Regions from separate parts of the Homo sapiens genome. Here all the other regions are linked to region 1. Evidence: chromatin loops called from intact Hi-C (ENCODE). Cell type or tissue: chondrocyte. All regions are shown on one strand.

Region 1 (4,000 bases):
CACTGTATGATTCCATAATAGCCAGGCAATATGTTCTATCAAAGCACCTGTCACACTGGACCACAACAATTGACTTTTTTGTTGCCTGTACTTGACTATGAGTTTTTGAAGGCAAAGACTGCATCTTATTTATGTGTGTTTCCAGTGCCTAGCACTGTCCATGTCATTAAGCAGGCATTCGACATATGTTTGCTCCATGAATGAACAAAGGTTTCGGCGACTTGGAAATTCTCCTTCTTCCCTCTAACTTCTGTATCTCTCACTTTGTCCACAGACATATATTATCCAAACAGAGAGGCAGAGAAAGTGGTTGGAAGTGTAAGAAATAGACTTCAAACACTTGAAGAGGAAGTTATGTAGAAATGGATCATTTTGATTCCTTGCATTCCCTGAGGTTGCCAAAAACATTCATTAAAAACATAAAAATCTGAACAGAAAATTAGCATTTGATCAGTTACTTATATCTAAGCATTATTATTCATTGAATCTAATTGGTTAGATTATTTCCTTTTGATTTTTTTTAAAGAGAAACAATGCTCAGTAGAGAGCATTAAAGCCTTTAATTCTAATTCTGAAAAATATGTAAATATTAATATCAAATATGTTCTAAATACCAAATAAAATAGAGTTAGCCCTGGAACAACTGGGTACACTGTTTAAGTTATGCCTTTTTTTTTTTTTTTTTGCAAAAGTATGCTGGCTATTAAAGCCCCATAAAACACAAAAAATAGAAAGGAAGTGGTGAAAATCTCCCAAATTGATCTATAGTGAAAAAGAATTGGGCAGGGTCTGGTTATTGTTATGTGACTATACGCACAAAGGTCCAAAGAACACAAAAATGAAAAAAATTCTGCTTGCGTGCCTTATGCAATAACATTTCTGCTTTTAGATTTTCTCTGGACTTTTTGAGAAAAGTATTTGTTCCTAAATTACCTGGTGCAACCATCACAATGTTTGAGAAATTTAATTCTGCTTACATCATTAGAAGCCCAGTATAACATCTCAAAAGAGCATTTTAAAAATTACTTTTGATATTTCATCCAAATTTGAATTGGAACAGGAAGAGAAGTGTCTCTTTCAATGTTATAAGGATTCAAATGTAATTATCACTTTCACCTAGAAAACATGTCATCACCAAAATAAATTTATATAAAAACTTGAAAATACAAATTAAATGGTACAATATATACGTATGTGTACATACACCTATACTTGTATGTTTTTTATTGATACATAATTGTATGTACTTATGTGGTACTATACTTGTATGTTTGTGAATATGAATTTCTGTTGCAACTATTTGAATGGTTCCTTTGAGCAATAAGTCATTGGACAAAAAAGACTATTTAAATGGCCACTTAAGATAAAGCCATTTTCTCCAACATTGGCTTCCATAGCAATACTGCGATTAACTAATGGTGGGATGTATTTTGGTAATTGGCTGTCATATCCAATCTCTATGAAAAACTGCATATCCCAGATGTCTCCACTACACATTCAACTCTATCTTGAAAAATCGAAGAAATTTTGTCCCAACACTGACAGAATAATAATGAGAACCAAGCAATGGCTTACCCTCTTGACAGCCAAAATCAAGAATGAGGCTACCTTTTTGGGTCCTCAACCTCACTCCGTGGACTGTGGACCAGACTCTGAGGATGCTCTTCAGGAGGTAAAAGCATTGTCCCTGAGCATCAGTTATCCTCAAGGCTCAGATCAAAGGAAGAGCATCTTCCATGTTACAGACCTCCACTAGCAGCTCTTGCAGTCATCCATAACACTTCTGCAGGGCTCACACTTCAAAACAAAATTCCCAGAGAAATAATATAGATAAGATTAACTGAGAAATAGATACAATTGAAGAGTTTTTTTAAAAAAAAAAAAGGGAGGGGGGCTTATAAAACAGTAACCCGATTCTTTTTTTATTCAGTTTCAATAATAAATAATTTAATATAATAATTTACGTGCATTTAAAAGGCTAGGCAATAGAAGCTCTAGGGTAAGCATGACTTTCACAAACCTGATATAATACCTATCTAAAAACAATTCATATTTATTACTGGAATAAATCCCTAAAATTCCTTTCTAAAGGCTTATCAAACCAAATTGGGTCCCAGCCCAACAAATCGAATTAGAAATCCATGTAAGTCTGCTAACTGAGTTATTAAAGTGATCTGCATGGATATTCCCAGTTCACCAGAAAAACCTTCTGTTTGGATGGACATTTAGTCAAATGCTGCCCTCTAGTGAGAAAACTCTGTTAAAGGCTACAAAAGGCCCTAAGATTACAAAGCATTCATAACTTCAAAGAAAAGACACCCAAATAAGATTAACCAAGTAAAATCTTCAACTAGAAACCACAGTTATTCTAGATTAAAATATCTATTTCATTTTTACTTTGTTAATAATGCCTATATTTTCTTTCTAAAAGTATCTTGTAAATAGGTAACATATTTAAATTACCATGGTAGGGATAGCTCAACCCGTGTGATATTTAGATATTTTTAGGCTTTTACATTTGATAATCCAATAATAGTAATTGATATTAAAGTATGATACATTTATTTGTTTTAGCTAGTGATGCAGCTAAAGAATTTGTATAAAATAAAATGGGTGATAATATGGTCTCCCACTCTGTCAATTAAAAAAACGTAAAACAAGTGGTAGATATTCCACAGAATATTTGCATTAATAATCAATACTTCACTTCTAGATATTTATTTTGCTGTAAAAGTCAAGATTTCTAATGTTCTTTAACAATATAAGAATATTGTTATATCTTCAAATAGAAAACTCAACTACTCACTTCTAATTCAGCAAAGGAAAATCTCTACTTTCAAGTTTCTTCACGCAATTCTAGTACATTTTATTCATTTAGCAGAAACAGGCATTTAGCATTTTTTAAATTGTATTCTAGACTTCGTAAACCCTGACAGTGCAAATTTCCTCCTAAGACACAATCTTATTAGAGCATTTATTCATTCTTCTGTTACGTCTTTTAGTGAACTTCATGGCTACCTGCTCTAAACCCACACTCTGCTAGTCATTTTGGATATAATGGTGAAAAGGATGGGCCTGGTTCCAAAACATATGTATCCTGTAATCGAATGAGGGAAACAGATACGCAATCAGGTAATTATGAAGCCTTACGATGAAGAGAGACATAGTACTCTCCAGAAGCAGGTAGAAGGTGTACCTGATCCATATTGGGAAAACAGGAATGCTCCACTCCCCAAGAAAGTAAGACTTGAGTTTCAACAAGGTTCTACAGCCATTGAAAGTCCTCTGAAAGTAGTGTGAGCCATACAGACCAATTTCTTTTTGCAGAAGCAATTTCCCTGATGGTTTTGTGCTTTCTTCAGTAAATCATTCCCAGTTAGATATGCAGTGATGGTATTTCCACACTCAGCACTGGTGACACTTACATTTGAATTAACTCTCCCCATAAATGTAAAGTAAAATATTTATATTTTAGTATATTTACTTAATAGAAAATTGTATTCTCCTTTCTTAATTTTAAACACATCTACACAACAATATGCCTTTCCTTTTCAAAAAAAAATAAGAAAACTAAAATTAAATTATTGTGTAAGTATATTGTCGTCATGTGCTCTAGTAGACCTGCTAGTACCCTATGTGGTCTTGGGCAAGTCATACATCTACAGTCTGGATCCTTTCAGCTCCAATATTCTGTAAGTCTATCAGTGACTCTCTATATAAATTACTCTTGGCCTGGCACAGTGGCTCATGCCTGTAATCTCAGCACTTTGGGAGACAGAGGTGGATGGATCACCCTGAGTTCAGGAGTTCGAGACCAGCCTGGGCAACATGGCAAAACCCGGCTCTACCAAAAATACAAAAATAAAAATAAAAATTAGTCAGACATAGTGGCATGTGTCTGTAATCCAAGCTACTTGGGAGGCTGAGGCTTGAGCCTGAGAGGCAAAGTTTGTAGTAAGCTGAGATCACACCACTGCACTTTAGCCTGGGCAACAGAGTG
Region 2 (4,000 bases), 1.2 Mb before region 1:
AACAATTTGGGAGGCCGAAGGCAGGCAGATCACCTGAGGTCAGGAATTCCAGACTAGCCTGGCCAATGTGGTGAAACCCCATCTCTACTAAAAATACAAAAATTAGCTGGGCATGGTGGCAGGCACCTGTAATCCCATGTAATACGAGCTACTCGGGAGGCTGAGGCAGGTGAATCACTTGAGCCTTGGGCGGAGGTTGCAGTGAGTTGAGATTGCACCACTGCACTCCAGCCTGGGCAACAAAGGCAAAACTCTATCTCAAAAAAAAAATAATAATAATATAATAATAATAATAATTAATGTAGTTGAATGAATACAAGGATAAAGCCAGTCCTCAGGCACATTGTGTGTACATTTAAATACTAGTTAAAAGGCAGTCTACTTTTCTTTATATTCTTTGGTGTGTATGTGCATTAAGTTGCAAAATCAAGGACTCCAGTTCAGTGTATTCCTTTTCTGCATAAATAAATAACAAAATGATAGTAAAATATTTGACAGAAAAATGAAAAGGAGACTCTCTCATCATTAAAAAAAGTAAAACCATGAATTGCATAAATCTATGATTAGCATAAATGGAGAACTGCAAAAGTGAAAGTAATACTAAAAAAATACTCCAGTAGCTTCTGCACAGACCAAATTATTTGAATTTATAATTAGAAAGTTATGCTAAGTGTGACAGAGATTCTTGCTATTTTTTATTTATTGTCTGGACTTCTTTTTTTAAAGAAGTGACCCTTGCCCCGCCACCTGTTAATGACTCTGTTAAAGTAATTTTAAGTATTTTCTTTCAATACATTTCTATTTGATATTATTAATAAATTTACTTTAAATGCTTGGAACTAGAGACTTTATAACATGTAAATTAATACAATATGTGGCAAAACTATGAAAATATTTGCACCTCAGATTATGACAGTGATGGAATATGGAATCTGCTATCTTTAGAGTATACTTAAGAGTGCAGCTTAGGCTGGGCACAGTGACTCACACCTGTAGTCTCAGCACTTTGGGAGGCCGAAGTGGGTGGATTGCTTGAACTTACAGGTTCGAGACCAGCCTGGGCAACATGGCTGGTCTTTACAAACCCTGTCTCTACAAAAAATACAAAAATTAGCTGGGTGTGGTGGTGCATGCCTGTAGTCCCAGCTACTGAGGGGGCTGAGTTGGGAGGATCACTTGAGCCTGGGAGGCTGAAGTTTCAGTGAGCCGTGATGGTGCCACTGCACTCCTGCCTAGGTGATAGAGCCAGACTTTTTCTCAGAAGAGTACAGCTTAGATTATTTTTTTTCTGAGAACCTTATCTTTCTAATTACCAATATCTGTAAGCTTATATTTGCTAATAAGATAAATTCAGACAATTCTCAGGAGGTAGGGAGGGCGGCAGGGTAAAGGGAGCACTTTTATTTTCAAAGTACCATTCGTAACAAAAATACAGCAAAAAGATTTCGTCAGGTAGTATCCATGTGCTAGTGTTCTATAAACAAACAAACAAAACTTGCATACAGTCCTCATTCCTGACAAGACTTGCCAACTTTGCCTTGAAATTTTTGGGAGCCCTCGGAATCTCTCTAATTAGAGTCCCAGATCCTAGTTGCTGCCACTGGGAGCAAATGTGCTTAGTCATTGTGCACCACCTTGTGGCAGCGTTTAGACATGCATCTTTTTTAGAAGTTCTTTAGTATTTAAGACCCAAAGGCAACTCTTTATTCTTCATTTTAAAACAGCAACTTGCAAAGCTTTTCTTCCAAGTCTTCCCACCTCAAAACAAAGGTTCCTTCTCTAAATAACTTAAATGAATCCTCTGGGAGAGCTAAAGCAACTGGTACAACTAGAGAGAGAATTGTTGATAGATCAGTCTCTGGAATTAGACTACCTTGAATTAGAATCTCAAATTTGCTACTTACTAACAGCATAGTCTTGAGCATCTTACTTAACCTCTGTAAGAATTAATTTTCTCATAGGTGAAATGGAGATATAATAGGAACCTTATAGGCAGACAACCAAGGGTGATGAGACATTTTAGGAAAATGTAGAATGTGTGAAAGTCCAAAATAAGGAAATAGAAAATGGATGAAAGAGCAACAGGATAATTCAGGAATGTAATAAAACCTAATATAAAACTTTAGTAACGTCCGAGAAATTAAAGATTAAATTGCAACCACAAAACTGAATAGGATGCCATTTTAAAATAAAAAGAACCAGAGCAAGCACAGAGAAGCAAAAATTATGTTTGGAAGGAAAACCGGAGGTCTCGAACATAAAGTCAATACCTTCTCAATGAAAGCAAAAAGTCAAGGAGACAGAAAATATAAGAGAAAAGGGGGGCAATTTAAGAACCCAGTATCTAACTTATAAGTGTTCAAGAAAGAACAAACAAATCAGAAGAAATAATTTGAGAAACGTTTTCAGAACTGAAGTGAGACAGAAATCTTCACATTAAAAAGTCTTACTTAATGCTAGTTAGGATGAATGAAAGGTCTACAAATAAAGCTAATTGCAATATTTCAGAACATTGTGGATAAAGACAAAATTGTAAATGCTTACGAGGCACAAAAATTTAAAAATGTAATAGTCTTTTAGTGAGCAATGTTGGATGCTAAAAGTCAATTGATTTAAAATTCCAGGGGGAAGCCAGGCACAGTGGTTTGTGCCTGTAATCTCAGCTACTTGGAAGAATGAGAAGGCAGGAGTGCGTGCGCCCAAGAGTTCGAGGCTGCGGTGAGCTGTGGTCTCACACCTGCACTCCAGCCTGGGTGACAGAGCGAGACCCTGTCTCCAAAACTGTAATAATAAAAAATAAAATTCCAAGGGAAAAATGATTTTCAACCTTATGTTCTATGCCCAGCCAAACTACTAAGTATGAAAGTAATATAAAGATGCCTTAATACATTCAAAGATTCAGAAAATTTTATTCTTATACATCCTTTCTTAGGCAGTTGCTCAAAATTGAGCACCAGTAAAACAAGAAAGAAAAAGCCCAAGAATCCATTTGTAGTAGATTCAGCCCAGGAACTTAATGAAAGGAAGTTCAAAGGTGACAGTTACAGGACAGGTCTAGATTGCATTAGGAGGCAGATAGAGGGTTCAAGGAAGGAGGCATTGATGAGGGGGGAATAAATGGGTGAGGTATTCCCATGTATTTGCTTTTACCCTTCAACTATTGAGTGAACTTAAAGAAACAAGATGGATATTGCTAGACAAAAAGGAAGGCTGCAAAACTTCAGGGGAAGCAATATGCTGCTCAAGAAAGAAAACCACTCCACTTGATTCTGCATTAAAAATATTTTTACCTTCTGTATATCTCTCAAATCAGTCTATTCTCTGTAACTCTACTACCACCACCACTCTGGAGTTACCATGATTTCTGCTTAGACTTGTACTGGTTTTCTTGCATCCTTTCTGTCTTATCTCAAATCTGTTCTCCATATTACACTCTATATGGTGACGTTTTTCACAATGCAGATCTGATTGTGCCCCCTCTTCGGTTAAAACATTTCAGTGGCTTCCCATAGCTCTTAGAATCTAAATCATTAGCATCCCCTAGAAGGTTCTATATGGTCACATGGTCAACCAGTCCCTAAGCAGCAATGTAGTGGTAGCTGCTATGTGGTCTTGCCTCACTTCTGTAGATTTGGCTGGTAAGGACACCCTAATGGATTTAAACAGTTTATTACTTACACAGATGGCAAAGCAAGATCAGCATGGTATTAGCTGCTTACATCCCCAATTCCACAGGATGATACCAAACTAGGGGGGTCAGATGACAGACAACATGAGTGGTGGGTTGCTTTGTTTTTGAGAAGTGAACTCTAGGCTTCAGCTAAGCAGTTTTATCTGAAAGGGGCAAAATGGAAAGTTCCATACCTTAGTGGAATCAGGGAGGCAGATGAGAAACTGCCGCATGGCAAGTCTTCTGCAAGATCGAGGGTCTTCTGCAAGGTATGGAGCAAATGTGAAATGGCCTTTGATAGCTCCTCACAAGACTACCTATCTTGCCATT
Region 3 (4,000 bases), 850 kb before region 1:
CTACTAGTCCATGAAGTTGGCCCGTTACCCAGATTTTTTTTTTTTTTTTTTTTTTTGAGACTGAGTCTCACTGTCACCCATACTGGAGTGCAGTGGTACAATCTTGGTTCACCACAACCTCCACCTCCTGGGTTCAAGCGATTCTCCTGCCTCAGCCTCCCAAGTAGCTGGAACTACAGGTGTACGCCACCACACCTGGCTAATTTTTATATTTTTAATAGAGACAGGGTTTCACTATGTTGCCCAGGCTGGTCTCGAACTCCTGACATCAGGTGATCTGCCTGCCTTAGCCTCCCAAAGTGCTGGGATTACAGGCATGAGCCACCCGCACCTGGCCCCTGTTCCCCAGATTTAATTTAGACCTTAACCTATGGCTCAAAATGGAACACTCTAGGCACTATTTTGGATGTCAAGGGTACATCAGTGAGCAAAATGTGTCTCTTTTCTCAAGAAGCTTACTTTGTAGTGGGGAGAAAAAAACAAATGATCAAATAATAATGTATCAGGTGTTAGTACTATAAAGAAAAATATCAGCAGAGAGGGGCATAGAGAGTTACTAAGAGTGCTCTTCTAGTAACTTTATTTTGGATGGTCTACGAAGAACTAAGAAGGAGATGGACACAAATGTGAAAGAAATGATCCGTAAGTATATTTGGAGGAAGAGCTTCAGGCAGAGAATATTAAGTGCAAAATAACCAGAGCATAGTCGAGAAATAGTAAGGCCAATATGAGTACATTGAGAAAGAGAGTTGGGGCCAGGCGCGGTGGCTCATGCCTATAAGCCAGGCACTTTGGGAGGCCGAGGTGGGTGGATCACCTGAGGTCAGGAGTTAGAGACCAGCCTGGCCAACATGATGAAACCCCGTCTCTACTAAAAATACAAAAAATTAGCTGGGTGTGGTGGCTGGCGCCTGTAATCCCAGATACTTGGGAGGTTGAAGCAGGAGAATCGCTTGAACCCAGGAGGTGAAGGTATCAGTGAGCCGAGATCATGCCACTGCGTTCCAGCCTGGGCAACAAGAGCGAAACTCCATCTCAAAAAAAAGAGAGAGTTAGTGGGAGATGGGGTCTAGGACAAAGTGCATTGGATATGAACTATATGACTCATTACTTATATCAAAATTCAGTCCTTTTTTGCTGATAACATTTTATGTAATTAAAATAGTATTCTGTTATTTTACAACTTTTAGGAACTATTTTTTGTCCTCCTTTTAAATAAGAAAAATATACAAAAATTTCAGAAAAGAAGAGTAGTGTTAAGGGTTGAATTATATCCTCCTCCAAATTCTTATGTTGAAATCCTGTCCGCCTCTACTTCAGACTATAACCTCACTTGGAAATATAGGGTCTTTATAGAGGTAATCAAGTTGAATGAGGTCATTAGGGTGGGCTTGTCCAGTTATCACTGATGTGCTTATAAAAAGGAGAAATTTGGATACCGAGACACTAATAGAAGGAAGACGATGTGAAGAGACCTAGGAAAAAGATGGCTCTCTACAGGCCAAGAAGAAATCTGAAACAGATCTTTCCTCACAGCAGTCAGAAGGAAGCAGCCCTACTGTACTTTTGTCTTGGACTTCCAGTTCCCAGATATTTCAGCCAATAAATTTTTGTTATTTAAGCCACCACTTGCAGGACTTTGTTAAAAGGCAGTTCTAGCTATACAGATCCAGTATAGCTTTTTCTGTTATCCTAGCAAATTAATACAGTTATTAACTAAAAAGTAAAACTTACTCTCCTCACTCCTTCCCCATACTTAACAAGGGTAACAGATTGTTATGAAACGTTCCAGGTCTTTTATTGTGTTTGTGTGTATGTGTGTGTGTTTCATTAATTTGTAAAGCAACTTATGTCTTCTAAGGAAATGTGGGGAATTTAAAAACAACAAGCAACAAAAAGTAAATGCTACAGCATTATATAATAGTTCCTTGCCTTCCAAGAAAATTTTTAACTCTAAAACTAAATACTATCACAAGATAATATGCACAACTCTTTTCCAAAAAAAAAGACCTCTTCTATTTTTAAAGTTTCATACTAATATACTTCACAGTCTTATTTAAATTTGTCAAAAGATTGATTTTTCCATTCCAGTATAATATTCCAGTATAGCTTTTTCTGTTGCTTCAGTGTGGTATTTTGGAAAAAGAATTTGTTACCACTTGGTGGCACTATGTGGCTTAAAAATGAATCACATTGTATGCAATTAACTATACTGTTCTAGGTAAATGATTAAATTCAGAGGGAAACTGATACTGAGCAACTTAATATAGTAAATGTTTGATTCTTCTGTAAATAAAATATTAATTGGTATTGTAGAGTTTTATTAAAATGTCATGGAATATAAAAATATAAACCAAGGCTTAGTTTGTTGGGTAGGGAAGTATATACATTTTTGATAGAAACCTCCTTTAGGTCAGGTGTCATTTATCATTCTGTCTTAATCCCCTTCTTTGTCTAAATGTGAGAAAATAGATTTTTAATATTAGAAACAAACATCTTCAACTTTAATAGTAATTAATGTTTTCCAAGATATGTATTTTATTTTCTCTTATATAAACTTAAGAAATTGAAATTTTTTCAAATGATTAAAATATGTAAAACTTAAAGGAAAACAGAAAAATTAAATATATTGAATGATGTCTTCCTGCAGCATATTGAAAAATCAAGCAGCCCTTTTAAAGATACTGTATTTGTTTCATTTAATTAGATAAAGGATCTTGAAGTATAACAAGAAAGTTATTTTGTTCCAGACATAATTTTTGCTGCCTAGCACTTGACATCTAATACCATAATTGTTAAGGTATTTGTGTAATGTATTGTTTTCTAGGGTCACATATATAGCTATAAAAGATGGTGCTCTGTGTCTTTTTAAAAATTTAAATACAATACTTACAGGAAAATGCATGAAGTGTAGGGTACAGCTCAGTGAATCACCACAAAGTAAACACTCCATGACCACCACAGATCGAGAAATAGAATACTGCCAGCAACCCAGAAACCCCCTATGTCTCTTTTCTCAGTCACTATCCCTGTTTTTTCTTTCCCAGGTTAACCACTTGCCTGACTTAAAAGAAAATAACTTTTTTTTACTTGTTTCTGAAATTTTTCAGAAATATACAGAAGTATTATTTTGTCTAGCTTATTTTGTTCAACATTATGTTTGAGAGTTAGAAATTTTGTCAGATGTCGCTATGGTTCACTTGTATAATTTTATCACAATTTGTCATGTTACTGTAGGAGGTTTGGGCTGAATAATGCTGCTGTGAACATTCTTGTACATGTTTCTTGGTGCATATGTGCAACATTTATACTAGGTGTATACCAAGACTAGAATCTGGGTCATTGGTTTGACCAGTGTATGTATGTTCAAATTTAGAAGATGACACATGAATTGTTTTCAAAATGGTTGTATCAATCACATCAAGTATATGAGGATTCCTGTTGCTCTGTATCCTCACTAACACTCGGTATTAATATCCCCTTTAATTTTAGTCTTCTGAAAGATGCATTTCCCTGATCCAAATGGAATTGAATACCCTTTCATAAATGTACTGGTTGTTTGGGTATCCATTTTTGCAACGTCTCTTCTCCTATCCTCACCACCTTAACAAAATTACTATTGAGCTTTCTAACTTACTGGTTTATAGGAACTATATGGTTTATACATACAGCCCTATTTTTCCTATTGGAGTTTCTGTACTTTTCCTTTTGTTTTTAGGAGTTTTTATATGCTCTAAATACAGACTCTTTGTTAGTTACATTTAAAAAATATATACATTCCACTTTGGCTTGACTTTCACCTTCTTAATATTATCTGTTAATGAAAGGAAGGTCTTAATTTTAGTATAGTTCATTTTATCATTGTTTGCTCTTATTGTTAATGCTGCTTGTGTCCCATTTAAGAAGTCTTTCCTTGCTCCAAGGACATGAAGATATTCTCTTAGGCTCAGAAACTATGCTTCTCTACTAGAGGCAGTTCCCTCCTCTCTAACCACACATC
Region 4 (4,000 bases), 910 kb before region 1:
AGGATTGCTTCATAAGAAGTATCCTTGCCAGAAGAAAATGGCACTCTTTCTTGCAGATGGATTCAGCCCTGCACTAGGGGGCATGAGCTGGTGAGTAAGGAACAGGTTGAGTTTCAGCCTCCATTCACCTACTTGTCATCTTTGTACCGTGTACAAACTCCACAACTGTACATAGTGACCCTGTAGATTTTTCTCTGTAGTATCTACAGTGACTATTATAAAGCCCAACACATATTAAGTAAATATTTAGAAAACAGTCCATAAAAGTAAAAGCTTAGACTAGAGACTCCAATAATGGGTTACTTAGTACCATATGTATTCTAGATTGTTAGCTATGGCCATATTGGTGCCTGGCAATAAAATGGTGCTGCCATGTGGAATGCAGTTGTTTCCAGCAGGAGGCTCATCAGTAGCCACAGCAGATGGCTTGCCAAATCAGAGAGGGAATGAGGTAGCTAATAGGACCTGTTCCTAAGTACAAATGCCCCCTTAAGAGACTTTGCAGGCATTTTAAGCGTCCTGCAGTAAAAAGGGATGACAAAACCCAGTGAAATCTGGGTTACTTTATTTTTTATTTTTTGAGATGGAGTCTCACTCTGTTGCCCAGGCTGGAGTACAGTGGTGCAATCTCAGCTCATTGCAACCTCCACCTTCCGGGTTCAAGTGAGTCTCCTGCCTCAGCCTCCTGAGTAGCTGGGATTACAGGCGCCTGCTACCACACCTGGCTAATTTTTGTATTTTAGTAGAGAAAGGGTTTCACCATGTTGTCCAGGCTGGTCTCGAACTCCTGACCTCAGGTGCTCTGCCCGCCTCGGCCTCCCACAGTGCTGGGATTACAGGCGTGAGCCACTGCACACAGCCAAGTCTGGGTTACTTTAGAAGCTAAGAATACATCTGTGGATGAACTATCCTCCAGTGTCCTGTATCCCTTGGGAACTTAGCTCAATTACGACAGCCTGATCAGAATATGAATTGAGGAAAATAAAGCTTGACATAGTTTTTGAACTTAGGCTGTGTACGTAATGATGTAGTGGGGCAACTACTAAGTTGATGAAAGTCAATTTACCAAAACAGAAGTAAGGGAGTTTAAAAAAAGTCATGCAATTATCACATTCCACTAGATTCTAAGATACCACTGAAAGGTGTGCCCTTATTTTATGAACCCCTACGAAAGAAAAAACTGGTAATTACAAATTATGATTGTAAGACACAATTTGAAATGTTACAACATTTTTAAAAAAAGTAATAGAATTGATGAAATACGGATTATAAATACTTCATCTTCTTGTGGTTTGTATGTTATATATCTTAAAAGAAAGATTTTAACTCTTAAAAGAGTTATTGTCCTGGTGAAAGCAGACTAAACCGTCCAAGTTCCCTTGACAGGTACATCATCATGGCAGAGTGCAATTTGCTATCAAAGTTTCATGATACCATCTGCTGAGATCATATTCATCTAATTCTATGCTCATCAAGCAAGTAAATTGGTGTTCCTAGCATCCTTCTCTACAGAGAGGGAATGTGCTGACCAGTCTGCTTAGGTATTCCATTATGATTGGCAGTCAAAAATTTTACTGTAAATTAATATATCAGCGTTTGATTTACTTATTAATCTCTTACGCATTTCATCTATCTGCGCTTGATCAACTCTGGTTCAACTGATTCTCAACCTGCAAAGCTAAGAGCCAAACTCCAGAGGAAAATGATACCACAGCATTATCATCACTAGGTGAAGCACCAATTGAACAATGAGCTGATCTCTTTCTTTGTCAACTTTAACACGCAAGTTGCACATGCACATGAACATGCAACTTTTGATCCATTCCACCACAAAATATTTGAGAGCTGAGTGTGTTCTATTTACCTTCACATCCTCCAGGGGGCATGCATAATGATATGCTGAGTAGAATAGCAAATGTGTTTCTGAATATTAGATATAATTTTCATTAAATATGTGTATACTAAATCTATTTTGTACTATGTTTTATGAGCCTTTGTTTTTAACTGAGATTTGGAGAACTTTATTATCTATTCCTTATGTCCTCCATTCCCTGGTAAATTGAGAGTTGATTGTACCTTTTTGTCTAGCTCTTTCTTTGAAGTATAAAAGCACTGCATTCATTCAACAGTATTTATTGAATAGCTTCAAGGAACTGTCTTATTCATTTTTTTCTGACAGTGCCTAGTACAGTACCTTGCATAGAGTAAACAATCCACGAATGTTGGTTGAACTGAACGGAATTATTTATCGCATACCTGCTATGTGTAAAGCTCTGTGCTCAGGTCAGCGTGGAACAAAAATAAATACAAAACTTGGTTTCTGTTTACATCATCTCTCTTTCTACTCCACACATCCTCCCTACCCCCACTCCAATGAACAAACATACTGAACTATTTGCAGTTCCACAAGAGTGACTTGCTTTACAGTTTTGGTATTAAGAGGTTGATCCAGAACTAGTGGGATACTGAGCAAAATCCAAACTTGATTTGACTTTATTACTAGTAGATTAATGTTTCATTTCTTTCTTTTTGCTTGGAATTATAAAGCATTGGAATGAGGAGAATTATTTGTTTTTATCCAACACTGAACTGCATTTTCTTTTTGAGCAAGTCATTTGAGACCACAACTTACTTTATTTATTTATTTATTTTTGAGACGCAGTCTTGCTCTGTCACCCAGGCTGGAGTACAGTGGCGGGATCTCGGCTCACTGCAATCTCCGCCCCCCGGGTTCACGCCATTCTCCTGCCTCAGCCTCCTGAGTAGCTGGGACTACAGGCGTCCGCCACCACGCCCGGCTAATTTCTTGTATTTTTAGTAGAGACAGGGTTTCACTGTGTTAGCCAGGGTGGTCTCGATCTCCTGACCTCGTGATCTGCCTGCCTTGGCCTCCCAAAGTGCTGGGATTACAGGCATGAGCCACCGTGCCTGGCCACTTTATGTTTTTTATCAGGTAATTCCATTCACTGATAATCTGGTAATCACTAATGGATTCATACACTGTGTTAATATGGTCAGATTTTAACATATTAACAGTAGCCACATTATTAAAAAGTCAAAAAATAACATGCTGGTGAGGTTGCAGAGAAAAGAGAACACTAATATGCTGTTGGTGGGAGTGTAAATTGGTTCAACTGTTGTGAAAAGCAGTGTGGCAATTTCTCAAAGAGTTGAAAACAGAACTACCATTCAACCCAGCAATCCTATTGCTAGGTATATACCCAAAGGAATATAAATCATTCTACCATAAAGACACATGCATGTGTATGCTCACTGAAGTATCCCTCACAATAGCCAAGACTTGGAATTAACCTAAATGCCCATTAGTGGTAGACTGGATAAAGAAAATGTGGTATATATATACCTTGGAATACTATGCAGCCATAAAAAGAATGAGATCATGTCCTTTGCAGGAACTTGGATGGAGCTGGAGGCCATTATTCTTAGCAAACTAATTCAGGAATAGAAAACCAAAGGCTGCATGTTCTCACTTATAAGTGGGAGCAAAATGATGAGAACACAGGGACACAAGGGAGGGAACAACACACACTAGGGCCCACCTGAGGGTGGATGGTGGGAGGAGGGAGAGGATCAGAAAAAAATAACTACTGGGTACTAGGCTAAGTACCTGAGTCATGAGATAATCTGTACAAAACCCCAGTGACATGAGTTTACCTATATAACAAACCTGCATATGTACTCCTGAACCTAAAATAAAAGTTTAAAAACAACAACAGCAACAAAAACCAGCATCTTGCTTTTTATTTCTTTAAAACATTTACCAGGTGTATTCATTGGAGCATCATTTTATTCACAATGTGTTATGAATTTTCTCCCAAACTGTTTTCCACATCTTGACTTTCATTCTCAACTGTGATTTCCTTAAATATTTTGGCACTGAGCCACATAACTTGTCTTTGGATTTTTTCAGTTGCCTGTATGTTTTTTTCTGTCCATAAGTTTATTGTCTTTATCTGAAAAATCCTCATAGAAAATTGTT
Region 5 (4,000 bases), 610 kb before region 1:
TGCGGGAGCTCTTTCTAGGAGGAAACGTCGGTGTTAACTGCTGCTGAATGAGTTGTTCTTCGACGCAACTACTTACTCCCCGGGCGGTGTGTCTGGACCAGAAGTCGCTGCTTAGGCACTTGTCCAGTGGCGTATTCTGTAGACCTGGGAGAGACTGAGAAAGCTGACCGAGGCTGCCCCCAACCTCCGCGCCCCAAGGCCTCTCACGGTATCTGGGAACGCGGCCCCGCCTGCACCAAAGGCAGAAAACGGGGCGGGGAGGTTTCAATTTGTTCCAGTGATGGCTGTAACTTAATAAGGCGATTGATTAGCACTCAAAGTGCCGTTTTAATTAGCCGCTTGTTAATTAACATCGCAAATGAATTTCTCTTTCTCTGATTGGCATCTTTGCTCAGCGCTCTGAGGTTTTGGTTTCTCTTCTGCCTTGGCCCCTACATTCCCTCTTACTTAGCCTCAGGAGTTGATAGGCTTCAGAGTTCTGTTTATGTATGACATGGCTGTGTCACACAGGGGCCCTTTAATTTCTCCAGGAGCCGGCCTTCAAAGGACAATGGTTCAACTTAGGAGGGGTGAAACAAAATCCTTCCCCATGTCCCCCTCGGCTCTTCCTTCAATTGCCTTCACCTTGTCACCTTCCCAATCTCCACACCTGAATTGGAGGAGCCCTCTTTCTGGGCCTGCTAAGGTCACCAAGCCGTCCATGATTTGAAAATCTAGAAAGAAGAAAGGAAGCAAGAGTGCAGGTGGGGAAAAGAGGATACAGTCCTTGAGGGGACTGGATCACCTCTTGGGATCAAATCTAAGACTGTGTAACCGGCTGTATATGCTGCTGCCCAGGCCTGTAAACATGTGCAGTTAGTTCCTTTTCCCTCCAAAGTGTCAAAGAGTATTTTGTCTCTTCCGGCTGGACCCAGAAGAGACCCCCTAGAGCCAACATATGTCTACAGATTGCAGCCCAGCCCTACAGTCAGGAGATTAAAATTTTGGACAATTCATGGACATTTTTGCACCATTATTACCCTCAGCTACCATAGAAATCCCTCTACATCCCACTGCTTGAGATGCAGTCATGACTGAACACACTTCATTTCCTTTAGAAAGCTTTACTGTTCCCCCAACTTGTCCCAGTGTAAGACTCCCCACTCTCTTTCTCACTCCCACTGTAGCAGGTTCTAATTTGTATCATTGTATTTATGACAGTTTTCCAGCACAAGTTCTTGTCAAACCTGAGGTGAGTTGGTGTCCCAGTCTCAAGCACCTGGCATAGAATGAACATTCAATAATGTTTATCGATTGAGTGAATGAACAAAATGAATGAGGGAAGGAAGAAGTGAAAACAAATATAGCTACTGGGTGTTGCTTATGCTAGAGATCATTGCCACTTTTGTGTATAGTATTTAGCAAATGCTGCTTTACATTTTGTAAAGAGCTTTTACATAGAATGTCTTATTTGGTCATTACACTCACCCCGTTCTAATCAAGAACTAGTCTCCTCTTTAGTGGAGGAGGAATTTGGTAATTAAAAGGTTAAGTGCCTTGCCCACGAACACATAAAGTGGTAAAATGAGATGAAAACTTTCTTCTCCAGCGTTCTGTCCTCTACATTTCTGCTTACCTTCCTGTGGTTTGCCTCTGTACAACACACATCTAACTCCCAAGGAGAGTCAACTTCACTAGGTTCCTTCCAAACTGCTCATCTTTAAAATTTGGTGAAGCTTATAGCTCTTGCAAATTGTATTATGATATCAGAACTATCTCTCAAAACTTTCATTCCCCTAGAACAATTAGTAATTACACAGGTTATCATTTTAACTTCTTCCTGTTAACATACTTTTCAGTTACCTTATTTTTTTCTTTCATTTTATCTTTCTCCATCTGCTCCCAACTCCACTCTCCCAGTTTCAGTCTATTTAAGGGACTCAGTTATGTTCTTTTCATATCTTTCTCTCTCTGTTTTCTTTTTGGTCAGAACTGCCAGGATATTTCTCTTTAATGTATTATTTTTTCTAAGCAAATATGTATCAAATTCTTAAATAGTTGAAAAGATATTGATAAATTGAAAAAACAAAAAAGAAAGGAAACTTCCGACGTTTCTGTAGCTTTGAAATGGCGAGAGGTCAGACAATCGTCAGGGAGCCAGCCTTAGAAGGTGGAGAGCTCATTTGTTTATCTTGCATCTTTTATAGAAAGAAACAATAGCAGCTCCCTCCGTTCGGAGCTCTTGGCGCCGCCCAGTGGAGGGAAGCGTCTTTGCACCTCATTCCCCTTACTTGGCATTGTCATCATGTGGACCCTTAGAAACGTTCAAAATTAAATATGATAGGAAGAAACACCAGCTCCACGTTCATCGTAATGTGTGAGTGGATTTCTTCAAAGTTAAGTTTCATTTTTAAAAAACTGAATGCTCTAGTTTAAACACAATCTCAAATACTAAATCTAGATGGTGAAAGTGGATCGTAGAGAGTTTATCTAGGAACAAAATTTGTTAAATATTGAAGTGTTTGAATCATTCTCTGAGATGGGAAAGGAGCATCTTTGATGCTGATCGGCAGTGATGTGTTCTTCAGAGCCGGGAAGGAAAAGTTTGTTCTCTGTTACCCACAGTTGGCAATAACTGCTTTCTAGGCCAAAATTCCAAAATCTTCCAAAAATTACACAAGTTTCTTTTTTTCTCTTCCCCTTCTCCTTCTTCTAAGGAAATGAGGGCCTGAAAGTGAATGAGTTTAATATTTAAACTCATGTCAGTTTAGAGACTCTATTTATTTGTATTTTAAATCCAGTGGGAAAATCTAAGATTAAATCCAGTTAAAGCATTTTCTTTCGTTTAGAAATATGATATATCTGCACCCTATTGTGTTTCTGAATTGTGATTTTTAAAAATGAAAAGTGAATTATGTTTGCCAGAAAATGCATGACTTCTTGGATGTATACATTATATACTTTCAGAAAAAAAATGCGAGAGAGGAATGTGTCTGGAGAAAAAAGAACTGAGAAAAGTTAAACAAAACTCCAGCTCTGAAAAAAAATTTTTCATTAAGTTTGCAATTTGGTCTTCAAGTCCATTTTGTGAATCTTCAGGCCACTACTAACATAGCAGCCTTGATAAAAGTCAAGGTCGTGTTTTCCCCTTACCGTTATTGCTCCTGGAAGCTGATCTAACACCCACCCAGAGAACTCTTCTATGATATTAACCTTTTCTTAAGAAAATATGATCTGAGACATTCACAAAGTGGGGCCTACTGGGTTCCCTTTTGCTTTGCTTTAGAGTTGTCACAAAACACGCTCTCCCCTGCCCCCAACACTTCCACGTTTCTCTCTCCTTTTCTTTATAGATTTCATTTTTTTTGTAGGGTCATATCTCCATCGTCTCCCCTGCCAATGCTGTGAATTATTCCAAGCAAAAAGACCCTGTCGAACCGCCCAACACAAGCTGTGCGATCAGCCTTTTGAGCTCTTGAGTCATTTTAGGCGTCGGAACAAAACAAAAACAGGCTTAAATGAATTATTTATCAAGGTCGAGAATAATTGATTTGTGCAGTGCCGTCAGTTCTGGATTTTAAATTTGTTTTCTCCCCCTCCCTACTTCCCACCCTGAATATGCAGCGAGGGGAGTTCGAGTTGGAACCTCCCAGGGCTAGGAGAAAACGCACCATATTCGGGAAGTTGGTGGATGATGATGTTGGAATGGGAAGAACCCTAATCGATATTTGAAGAGGGTAGAGTAGGTAGGGTCAGCCTGCAGTCTCGGGCAGCCCTAGAGCCCTTCCTGTCCTCCCCACAGCGGTCAACTGTGACAGAGGCGCAGGATATTTAGGCTGCGAAGCTGTGCAGCGTCGGGCCCTGCGGCCTCGGATAAGCCACCTCCACAAGTCTACCGTCTGTGTTTCGGTAACCGCGGCCGAAGGCCGAGGCCGAGGCCGAGGCCGAGCCCGCGAGCTCTCCGGAGGGTCTCCCGGGCCAGCACTCAGTTCCCGCGCCAAAGGCATTTGATCCAACCCCG
Region 6 (4,000 bases), 1.1 Mb before region 1:
CACCACAACACAGCTCATGTACCCACGGGGGACACTTTACTGCACCCAATGGGCATGAGGCTTAGGCTCAAGTGAATAAGCACAACTGTATCCCTCTGGTCATAGTATTTGCTTTAAAAATGGTCAAGTGGCCAGGTGCAGTGGCTCACGCCTGTAATCTCAGCACTTTGGGAGGCCTAGGCAGGTGGATCACCTGAGGTCAGGAGCTCCAGATCAGCCTGGCCAACATGGCGAAATCCCATCTCTACTTAAAATACAAAAATTAGCTGGGCATGATAGTGCGTGCCTGTAATCCCAGCTACTCAGGAGGCTGAGGCAGGAGAATCTCTTGAACCCGGGAGGCAGAGGTTGCAGCGAGCTGAGATCGTGCCACTGCACTCCAACTCCAGCCTGAGTGACAGAGTAAGACTCCGTCTCAAAAAAACAAAAACAAAAACAAAAACAAAACAAGAATGGTCAAGTGATTCCATTCAGGCCACTGAGGCTCATGGCAACATTTTTCTGGGGGCTTTGGAAGGTGAAATGTGCAGATGTGAGGCCGGGAACTGCTGCAGCTATTTTCCATCATGAGGGAGGCACGCCTACAACAAAGCTGGCCTGTGGAAAGCAGAAAACATCAGAAAAATGGTTTAAGGCCCTGATGATGGGGTGAATCAAATGGGATCAAAATGAATCAAAATGGGATCTTCCTCCCTACAGAGCAGACCTCTGGACTTTTCAGTCACAGGACCCAATATAGCCCCTTTGTTTTCTAAACCTTTCTTTCTTGCTTGCAAAAGCTCAGAGCTCAGGGACAATAATGTCTCACCTAGAGCACAGTAGTTGGAACTGGCCAGTTCTAAACAGGTAAAAAACAAAATCACAGGGTTTTCCTGATTTTTTTTAGAAAACTTAAAAATTGTTTTTAAGGAAAACGATTTTTCAAAGCTCTCTGCTCTATGGGACTTGCCTCCCAAATCCACTTATTTTCTGGGTCCCCGTAAAGCAGTGGAGCGCTGCCACCTGCTGGCTGCAAAGCACAATGTGCTCTAGAAAGTAGATGGAGAGCATTAATGCTGGAAAAGGCCCTAAAGGTCAGCGTGGGGAATACAATTAAGGGGAAATTCGTTCTCTGCTAATGTATATTGTTGAGCTGTTTGAATTTTGATTGGGAGTTTTATTTCTAAAAAAATAAAATAGGGACAGTCACTTACACAAATATTTCGTATCTTGTGGCATTTGTTTATTATACTTGGTTAATTCATCAATACCTGACATTTCCTTGAAAAGCAACAACTACAATCACCATCACGAAAAACCCCCTCCTTTCTCTCTCTGCACAAGCACATCTGGAAGCACGCATGCACATGCTTTGCCTCTACTAACTCTGCCTGAAGCAGCAACCAACTCCCCTTAATTCGGTTTCTGGTGCAGCCGGCCAGCCCATTTCTTACCTGTCTGATTTTCTAGGCAGAAGTCTGACCTTAGTCCAGTGCCTTTTTATTCAGGAAAAACTTAACAAGCTTTCCAAGTATTCTTCTTAGAGTCTCTCTCCAGACTTCATGCAGGGCGCAGCCACAGATCCCCTCCCACCAACCCTGGGAGAGAAGGGATTTAACAGCTTCTCACTTTAAAAATTCTCTTTGCAAATCCTCTTTGCCTTTTCCTAATGGCTCAGGAATTTAAAAGGTGTTTACCCTGTTCTTAATACTACTTTGAAGTTTCTGCACAGTAGCCCCTTTGGAATTTAGCATTTATTGTATTCATGCCTCAACCAAAACTAAAATAGTAAAAATCCCATCATGAGTGCTGTTACAAATTCCCTCCTGGCCTCCATCTGAGGTGGACCTGCCCAGGGCCAGAGTAACAGTAGCCGCAGCCTACCAGCAGGTGGCGCCCAAACAAGCCTTATCGCCATTGCTCCATCTGGGACTGAGCTTGGTGCTAGACGGTCACCCTTCCGCACAAAAGCCTCCCTCCACTACAACCCCCCTTCAGCCTGCTAAGGTGTGACTTAGATGTTTCCTGGACTTTGGCTTCTGTTACCGGTAAGCCCTGACATACCTGCCCAGTCCAGCGGGCCCCCTCCTCCAGGGATCTTTCCCTGTGTTGCCCGAAACTCAACCCACCAGCTGGGGCTGACCTGGCTGCCCTCTTCCCTCCTGGATGTCCACAGCCACGTTCTGCTCTGCATGACCGTGCTCTCTCGAACCAGGCTTGAATTTTCCAAGTCTCTCTAGACACAGCGTTGTGGACTGACAGCCCACCTCACGGAGTTCACCACATAGCCAGGCCGGCTTTCCCTGGCCCCTTTCTACCTTGTCCAGGAGCCTCTTACCCCCTGAGGCAGCGTTGAGGCTGCTCCCCCACGTCCACAGTACATGTGCATTTGTAGCCTGGAGCTGACAAGGCCCAATATGATCTGGTCCTGTTCTAACGTCATCTTGTCTGCCCGTCTCAGCCTTCATCTCCACTGTGCATGTTGGGAGAACCTCCAGTCTCTCATAAAAGCCCACTCTCTCACTATTTCAATATTCTTCTGTTTTAGCCCATTCAGCTGCCATGTGGTACCTGGCAGTTTCCTCCAGTCCAGTTCCCAGTGGAGTGTCTGTGCTAAAGTTTCTGAGGCCCGCCAAGCCCATGAAGGCCCGCCACAGCTGCCATCTCCCTCAGAGTTCACCTACATCGTGTGATGTCACCTTCACTGAGCCACAGTGGGCACCAAGGGCTCAATGACATCGGTGGGCCCCTCTTCCCTGTTCCGTGTGGCCAGAATGTTGTTCCCATTTTGTCCCTCTATCATCCTTTAGGAATCAGCATTGACGGCCTTCTCTGTGAACCTGCTCCTGCATTTGTAACAGGAGACTCACCTGGATTGAAGGTGTGGTGCCTTCACCTGGGTCCTGCAGCTCCTCTGGCCCAGCCTCCTCAAGAGCTCCTGTCTCTCAAGCCCACACTGATCCCCTCTGAGCTGGCTACACCAGGCCTCTTTGCATCCCTCTGCCCATGGGGTTTAGAGTAACTTTACTCTAAACTGGGTTCAAAACCTGGCTTCTCTACCTATTAACTCTGTGTGACTTTGGGGAAGTTACTAAACCTCTCTGAGCTTCTGCCCCCTTTGTAAAATGGGGTTGGTATTAGCATCTGCCCCATAGGTTTGCTGTGAGGCTCCAGTGAGATTGACGGTGCACATAAAACACTTACTAAAGACCTGGCAGAGATTTTGCATTCCGTAAAGGGCAGCTCTTGTTAACCGCAAAAACCAAGGCTGCTCCCGACATTGCTCTCATCAGGGTAGGAAGTGACTTTCAAGACAGGAACTAACTTCCTTAACTTTGTGTGCACACCTAAGATGGTGCTTGATACACAATGGGGACTCAAATGTCTATTGAACTGAAATATTTGATAGCACTATGTTCTCTCTTCTCATTTAGGTTTTATCTTTCTTGTGGATAAAAATTACATGTGTCTTCTGTAGACTGACTTTTTAATTTTGGTAAAATATACATAATGTAAAGGTTAACCATTTTCACTGTTTTTAACTGCACAATTCAGTGGCATTAAGTCCGCGCACACTGTTGTACAACCATGTGGTATTTTTTAAAACATCCACAGCAGCCAGCCCAGGAGCAGGAATAGAAGCTGAATTGATATAGACTGAGTGGACGTGGATAGAGAAGCCCTGCACCAGCAGGCAGGCTTCATTCAAACAGGGGCTGTGCCTGTCCCCCAGCACTCGGCACAGTTCCTGGACATGGCAGGTGCTCAATAAACGTGAAATGTGCCACAGCAGGAGTTGCATACTGGCAGGGAAGCGGGACGGGGCAGTGAGGCATGTTGTTTGGGGCCACACAAAGTTTTTCTTTTTTAAAGTTTTAAAAAATAAATTGTTTTGAATAAATTGCGCTCTCACACAAAAATCTATATTGTAGTTTCTCTTGAAGAACAGAAGGTTCTAGCAGCTTTGGGCCTGCATTTTTGGATGGCAGCACTCTGCTAGCACTGAGCGTGGGCTGCCCCT

The links. Peaks named below come from ENCODE experiments on the same cell type or tissue, not always from the same donor. Only the 100,000 strongest peaks of a DNase experiment are listed, where the experiment ranks them.
Region 2: it touches region 1 in a loop (5-fold over the local background); 13 of 110 quality-filtered maps call a loop at or near these places.
Region 3: a loop joins it to region 1, with 5 times the contacts of the local background. A loop is called at or near these places in 7 of 110 quality-filtered maps.
Region 4: a loop joins it to region 1, with 4 times the contacts of the local background. A loop is called at or near these places in 2 of 110 quality-filtered maps.
Region 5: it touches region 1 in a loop (2.1-fold over the local background); 7 of 110 quality-filtered maps call a loop at or near these places.
Region 6: it touches region 1 in a loop (10-fold over the local background); 32 of 110 quality-filtered maps call a loop at or near these places.

The regions. Positions count from the first base shown.
Region 1 is chr1:90,112,969-90,116,968 of GRCh38, reverse strand. It overlaps LOC105378848 (a long non-coding RNA gene), which reads right to left and starts at 1,797. Exons shown (of 3, transcript XR_947587.2): 1 at 1,576-1,797. In chondrocyte, CTCF peaks have their summits at 2,050 and 2,254 (motif pointing left); no DNase peak of the experiment used is centred here.
Region 2 is chr1:91,280,521-91,284,520 of GRCh38, reverse strand. The region is part of intron 30 of HFM1 (helicase for meiosis 1); the gene reads left to right. Among named protein-coding and RNA genes, the nearest start is that of HFM1, 120 kb to the left of the region's middle. In chondrocyte, a CTCF peak has its summit at 1,631 (motif pointing left); no DNase peak of the experiment used is centred here.
Region 3 is chr1:90,962,804-90,966,803 of GRCh38, reverse strand. All of the region lies in intron 2 of ZNF644 (zinc finger protein 644), which reads left to right. Among named protein-coding and RNA genes, the nearest start is that of ZNF644, 57 kb to the left of the region's middle. In chondrocyte, CTCF peaks have their summits at 1,972 and 2,171 (motif pointing right); no DNase peak of the experiment used is centred here.
Region 4 is chr1:91,024,814-91,028,813 of GRCh38, reverse strand. It overlaps the pseudogene RPL5P6. Among named protein-coding and RNA genes, the nearest start is that of ZNF644, 4.8 kb to the right of the region's middle. In chondrocyte, CTCF peaks have their summits at 1,690 and 1,894 (motif pointing right); no DNase peak of the experiment used is centred here.
Region 5 is chr1:90,719,839-90,723,838 of GRCh38, reverse strand. No RefSeq gene overlaps it. Among named protein-coding and RNA genes, the nearest start is that of BARHL2, 4.5 kb to the right of the region's middle. In chondrocyte, CTCF peaks have their summits at 2,024 and 2,226; no DNase peak of the experiment used is centred here.
Region 6 is chr1:91,163,316-91,167,315 of GRCh38, reverse strand. No RefSeq gene overlaps it. Among named protein-coding and RNA genes, the nearest start is that of ZNF644, 140 kb to the right of the region's middle. RefSeq lists an enhancer at 1,950-2,099. In chondrocyte, CTCF peaks have their summits at 804, 1,004 (motif pointing left) and 1,864 (motif pointing right); no DNase peak of the experiment used is centred here.